Regions from separate parts of the Homo sapiens genome. Here region 2 is linked to region 1. The links are chromatin contacts, found by Hi-C or POLR2A ChIA-PET in ENCODE. All regions are on one chromosome and are shown on one strand. Each heading gives the region's core, a stretch centred on a gene start or an enhancer-like site at or near the end of the contact. The rest is flanking DNA. Distances are from core to core; before and after follow the strand shown. Region 1 holds the start of BANK1 (B cell scaffold protein with ankyrin repeats 1). Region 2 overlaps BANK1 (B cell scaffold protein with ankyrin repeats 1).

Region 1 (3,158 bases), core at 494-2,993:
TTAAAGATTTTCTAACACATAATCTTATTTTTTTTAAAAAAAAAACAGCCCACAATTTTCAGCAGTTTTTACTTTCTTTTTTCTATTTACTAGCATCATTTGACATAAGTAGTGGAAATGAGCTTCTGAAAATATACTTAATTTTCATATTATAAATCTTATTTTCTATAGTTTTATTAGGAGACAGTGTTATAACATTTTATATCTGGCAGAAACTCGAATACAGTAATTTTAATTTATTCATTAATAATGAATAAATTAGATGAGATACGCAAGGCTCAGAAATATTAAGAATTGCTCCAAACACCCAGATATTGTGGAGCAGAGTCAGGATGGCAGCTGCAACCTTCTGACTTCCAATCCAGGGCTCTTCATACAAGAAGGCTGTCCTGTATATGTGACAGATACAAGTTCCTATCTGAACACTGTCTTTATTAACAAGTTTTCGTGTGCATAAATGGGTGCCTTTGAAGATCTGGATACTTAATTGGGGAGCATCATCTGGAGTGTTCATGTTGGCTAAAGTAGCTCTTGTCAGGAATACGTATACCAGCAGATGCATCAGTTAGAATATTCTTTTCTCCAATGGGTTTAAGACATACTTTCCTAAGAATTGAGTTTCTGAAACACTGAACAACACCCAAACCCTGCAATCCAAATTTGTTTTTGCCTATTACACTGAAGTCTCTCTGTTAACAGGCATATATAGAAGACAACCATTTTTTTCAATATAATATTTCATAAGTTAGATGAAATCTTTTGTTCCATTATATAAAGTTCAGAAAATCAACATAAAATTAATAATGATGTTAAAGAAACTACTGGAAACCAGATAAATACAATACAATCTATAATTGTTTTCAAGTTTTTTGGACATTTCGCATACTTCTCCAAGTTTTCTACATTATGTTATAAAGTTCTAATAAGTTCATTTATGTGAAAAAATTAACTTTTTTTGATACTTGATATTTATATTATTACTAAAAAGCACTTCATCCGAGAGAAAGTTTCAAAGAAAGCCTTCCTTTTATAGGAAGAGGAGAGGAACATTTAAACTATGTATTATTACCAAATTGATATTCAAAAAATATATTCAACTTCAAAAGGCAAATGACTAGTTTAGACATGCTTGAGAGAGAGACATTCACTTTAAGGTTCTGGGACAACTCCTTTGATATATCTCCATCTTAAAAACAAGCAAACAAACTCTTGTTTGGAGAGGGTATTTAGAGCCATAAATAATTTTTTACTGGGTCTATTTTTGAGTTGGAGCAGGAGTAAGAAATACATTTTATATGGAATTTTAAATCACTTTTCAATTTATGAACCTAGCCTAGAAAGTCTGTGTAAAATGAAATATTTTAAAAGTTACAGTATTATCTGTATCTTCATTTCTATATGTATGTATCTATCATCTGTGTACCTACTCATCTATCTATCTAATTATTCTTTCTTTCCAGCAAATGTTCACTTCTGGTTTCCCTACGTCTGCCTGGAAGTGGGGGCAGTATGGCAGTATGGAAGACCTAGAAAGGGACAAGGAGAGCTACAATAACAGCGGTCTAAATATATCCTAGGATGAAAAGGTGAGGAAGGAAACAGGCGCAGAAGTGTTATAAGAAACCAAAGCGGCCTTTTGAGAAGGGATGTAAGAGCAGGCCCCTGAGCAGTTTCACTTCCTCTGGGCGCCCAGCAGAGCGGAGCCCTGGCCTTGCGGGCATGAGCCCCGGGGCTGCGTTTCCTGAGACCTGGCCGCAGCCTCCGCGGGTGGCAAGCGGGCTGGGGAGAGCCGAGGGCCAAAGGAAGAGAAAATCGCGGGGAGTCTCTGGCCGGGAGAGTCCAGGTAGCGCTCGGCGGGCAGCAGTGCGCAGGCCCCTCGGCTTCAACCGCCACAATGCTGCCAGCAGCGCCAGGCAAGGGGCTTGGGAGCCCGGACCCCGCCCCCTGCGGCCCAGCGCCCCCAGGTGGGTAGTCGCGCATTCGGAGGGGCTTGACGCCGAGGCCGGGCTACGGGGCTCTGCGGAGACCACGGGCCATCGTTAGACAACTGCACTCGGGCACTGAGGCCAGGGCGTCCCTGAGACAGGGCTTCTCCTTTTTATCCTGCCGCCAGGCAGCCCAGAGGGTTCTTCTGTCCCTGACTTCTCTGAGGGGCATCTGGACGCCACGAGGAGGGAGCGCGCTGGGAGTTCTGGCCAGCGGGCTACCCTCAGTGTCTGCAACTTCTGAGGAGCTGGAACTTTCCCCAGCACCCGGGTCAGGGTCCTGTAGTTTCTAAAATCACTTTGCAACCTGTTTTAAAGCAATGCGCGTTTAAAATTATACGTAATTATTTTCAACAGTCGGTAAGCACAGAAAAACCGCTCATGTGTAGCGTCACGCATTTACCTGCCCGGCCTGACAAATCCCAGCCTGGTGAATTGGTAGCCCTGCTTCTTGGCAGGTGGCTTTGCAGAGAAACTCTACCAACACCACCTCCCTACTCCACTGGCTTTACTAACTTGGTCAAAGGAAAACGGTCAACTTGGTTGAATGCAGAAGTAGATTTATATTTTCAAATGGACGTTAAGGCAGTTTTATTTAGTTCTTTTTGAAGCATTTCAAATGCATTTGCAAATTACTCAGTGATATAAAAATGTTTTTTAAATTAAAAAACTTCACTTAGGTATTAATATTACTGGAGTGTTCGTGGTGAGAAATGCAACAAGAAAGTATATTCTGAGTGAAAGTTTCTTAATTTGCTGAATAGAAATAAATTTCTCATACCTTTCTAGAATTTTTTAGGTAATGTAATTTTGGTTGTAGCTATTTCTGTTGGCTAGTGCATTTTTACATAAATAAGCTTTAGGGATTGCTTTCAGTTAAATAAGAAGTATATTTGTGTCAATGAAAAGTGACAAGAAAGGACTTAGAGCCCATAACTTAATATTATTAATATTTTAACTATTGCATATTGACATTCTTGAAAACTGTGGCTCTGATGGTCTTCAGCAGAGCAGACTTTGCTAGCATCTATAAATAAACCAACCATGTCTTTCAAACTTTGAGCAGGTTACCTCTTTTGTAATTTCAGTTTAACAATTTTGTTAGAGAATGGGGTACAGTTTGTTTCAAACTTCTAGATTAAACAGTTTAGGCAGAAAATGCCTTTTATTTCA
Region 2 (3,158 bases), core at 353-2,852, 75 kb after region 1:
ACTTATTTAAGTATTCGTTTCAACTGTTGTATTCTTTAAATTGATGAGAAATTTTCTCCCAAAATGTTGGCTGCTTTGTAGCAATATTCAAGATGGTTACCTGAACCTGTTTGGTTGGATGGAAACTGCCTTGGCAGAAATGGGCCCAGAGCCTTATTTTCTCTGCTTCATGTCACTGTATTTTGAAATGTTTTGAACCCTACTAAGAACAACTAGTAAGAACTACATTTTACATCATGACCCAGTACATATGCACAGATATATAAGGAAAACAAAGGTTTTACAAGTAATATTTAGATGAATGGTTTTAGCTCGAACAGTAAAGAGCCCATTTTTACAAGAAAAAGCTGAACCACTACAAAATCGACCACGTTTCTTGAACCCATTAGAGAACTAAAGTTGCAAGGTGTTAGATGCAGGTGTGATACCTTTCCTCACCATCATAAGGGTCACAGTTGTCACTCCTGTAATAAAAGAGAGATTAACAAGAGAAAAGCCTAACAAATTTATTTAATCAAAGATTTATGGGAGCCTTCAGAAATGAAGACCCAAGGACCAATGGGAAACTGTCCATTTTTATGCTTAGGTTCAACGAAGAATAAACAGCCGTGTAGGACAGTGATTGAACAAAAGAATATGAACTAGTGGTAACAGGCTTGAGGGGAGGAGGACCCAGTAAGTCCTGTCTGTCCAGATTTTTGCTGGCTTCTCTATGTCACATTCTTTCCTCCCAGGTATGGAGCAGGCTTTCTCTGAAATGAGGATCTTTAAGGCAGAAGAGAGAAGGGAGACCTTTTTTGGTTTTGTGGTTTTCTTTGGGAAAGAGGAGCTCTAGTTTCTATGACCTGCCTTGGGGAAGAGGAATTCTGGCTTCTATGACTTGATCAGGGGCAGGAAGAAGGGTTGGAGACAGGAGGATGGAAGGTCAGAAAGACCTTGCTTCTGAGGCCCTTTAGTCTTCATTAGTTCAAAGTATGCAGCACACCAACACGTCATACTTTGGGGTATTGTCTTCTGAACTCTGACAAGGACAATCCACTATTCCAAAAGCTGGAGAAAACGATGAACTAAGAGAGTGTCATTTGAAATCTGCTTACCTAGAGCAGAAGCCACTGGAGCCACAAACTAGTAGGAGCACTTAAGTGTTAATTTTGATGAATGTCTGAAAGCTGAATATGGATTAGTTTGAGAGTGAGAAACTCCTGGGGGTAGTAGTTTTAGGATGTCCCCACACTTTTGTAGGATTTACCTCCATGAATCCCACCAGGTTTTTACAATGAAGATCTGAGAAAGAGCCCATGGAACCTCTGGTGGGGTCAGAGGAAGGATAATCGTGGTGAAATACTCCCAGCATGTTCTCCATAGCACAGGCCTACTCTCCAGAAGAAAACACCTCACCAGAGCCTCATTCCAGCTGGGAAAGGACATCATCTCACTGTGGCTCCCTCTGGCCTTCCTGTCTCACTTAAAGGGGATTAGGGGAAGGTATGCCACAGCAAAAACCCTTGTAAAGTCACAACGAAGAGTCACTGAAAGACTAAGACTTAATCATAAGAATGTAGAATGCTTTCCTTCCCTACCACCTTATGGTTACCACAACAGGATTCCAGCATAATGACAGTGGATTACTGTTTAAAAAAGCAAACAACCAACCAAAAAAACCCAGCAAGATTCAGACTCTGTCTCGGTAAAGTACTTAGAAAAGTACATAATCAAAAAGAGAGACAGAAACAAGAATGCTAGAGGAATTTAAAGCTGCTAGCACTGATAGCTACAACAAACATTAAATACAGTCCAACTCCTAAACGGATTCCTATAAATTCTTTCACTACAGGAGTATTTACCTTACATCTAGTCATAAACCAAACATTGCAAGGCATTCCTAAAGACAAGATAAAACACAATTTAAAGAGACAAAGCATGCATCAGACTAGAATTAGATATGACATACATGGAAAATGTATGAAAGAACATATTGATTATATAAAAAGAGATAAACTTTGAGAAAGAATCAACAGGAAATTCTAGAAATCAAAACCACCGTATCAAAAATTAAAAAATAACTTTAATAGGTTTACTAGTAGAGTTGACAAAGGTCAGAAAAGAATCATTGAATTTGAAGACAGGTCAATGAAAACTTCCCAAACTTAAATGGTAAAGAGAAAAAAGTTTTTTTGTCTGTTTGTTTTTTAAAGAAAGGACAAAACATCTAAGAAATGTGGGATGATTTCAGAAGGTCTAACATACATGTAATTGGAATACAAGAAGAATGACAAAATGAAGCACAATAAATATTCGCATATTAATGACAGATCAAAATACAGATATAGGAAGCTCAAGTAACATGAAGAAAGATAAATATAAAATATTGACACCTATTCATATTACATTCGAACTGTAGAAAACTGAAAACAAAAGAGAAAATCTTGTCAGAAGCCAGAGAAAACGAATACCTTACCTGTAGAGAAATGAGTATAGGAATACCATTTGACCCAGCCATCCCATTACTGGGTATATACCCAAAGGACTATAAATCATGCTGCTATAAAGACACATGCACACGTATGTTTATTGCAGCACTATTCACAATAGCAAAGACTTGGAACCAACCCAAATGTCCAACAATGATAGACTGGATTAAGAAAATGTGGCACATATACACCATGGAATACTATGCAGCCATAAAAAATGATGAGTTCATATCCTTTGTAGGGACATGGATGAAATTGGAAACCATCATTCTCAGTAAACTATCGCAAGAACAAAAAACCAAACGCCGCATATTCTCACTCATAGGTGGGAATTGAACAATGAGATCACATGGACACAGGAAGGGGAATATCACACTCTGGGGACTGTGGTGGGGTCGGGGGAGGGGGGAGGGATAGCATTGGGAGATATACCTAATGCTAGATGACACATTAGTGGGTGCAGTGCACCAGCATGGCACATGTATACATATGTAACTAACCTGCACAATGTGCACATGTACCCTAAAACTTAGAGTATAATAAAAAAAATTTAAAAAAAAAAAAAAAAAAAAGAATTACGTTGAATTTCTCTTCAGAAACCACACAAGCAAGAAAATAGTGGAGTAAAATATTTTAAGTATTGTGAAAAAAAGGAACCCACCAATCTAAAATTCTATATTCAGTGAA

The links. Hi-C counts contacts between places; a loop is a spot of excess contacts on that map. ChIA-PET counts read pairs that join two places held with the same protein, here RNA polymerase II (POLR2A). Pooled maps may share reads with other maps.
Region 2: a loop to region 1 is called in a map of PC-3, with 6 times the contacts of the local background. The contact joins the enhancer-like site here to the promoter of BANK1 in region 1. A Hi-C loop is called at or near these places in 4 of 168 maps with a recorded cell type or tissue (B cell, Caco-2, HepG2 and 1 more), 20 of 37 single-sample maps with no recorded cell type and 6 of 50 pooled maps. POLR2A ChIA-PET finds 5 or more read pairs at or near these places in 2 of 52 experiments (CD4-positive, alpha-beta T cell and activated B cell).

What each region holds. Positions count from the first base shown.
Region 1 is chr4:101,788,987-101,792,144 of GRCh38, forward strand. It overlaps BANK1 (B cell scaffold protein with ankyrin repeats 1), which reads left to right and starts at 1,744. Exons shown (of 17, transcript NM_017935.5): 1 at 1,744-1,964. The coding sequence starts at 1,895. RefSeq lists a silencer at 1,831-2,020.
Region 2 is chr4:101,864,154-101,867,311 of GRCh38, forward strand. All of the region lies in intron 4 of BANK1 (B cell scaffold protein with ankyrin repeats 1), which reads left to right. Among named protein-coding and RNA genes, the nearest start is that of BANK1, 75 kb to the left of the region's middle. Within about 2 kb of position 1,603, at least 3 of the 41 ENCODE cell types and tissues checked have a DNase peak (open chromatin) inside an H3K27ac peak, as active enhancers do; they include PC-3, where a contact is called at or near this core.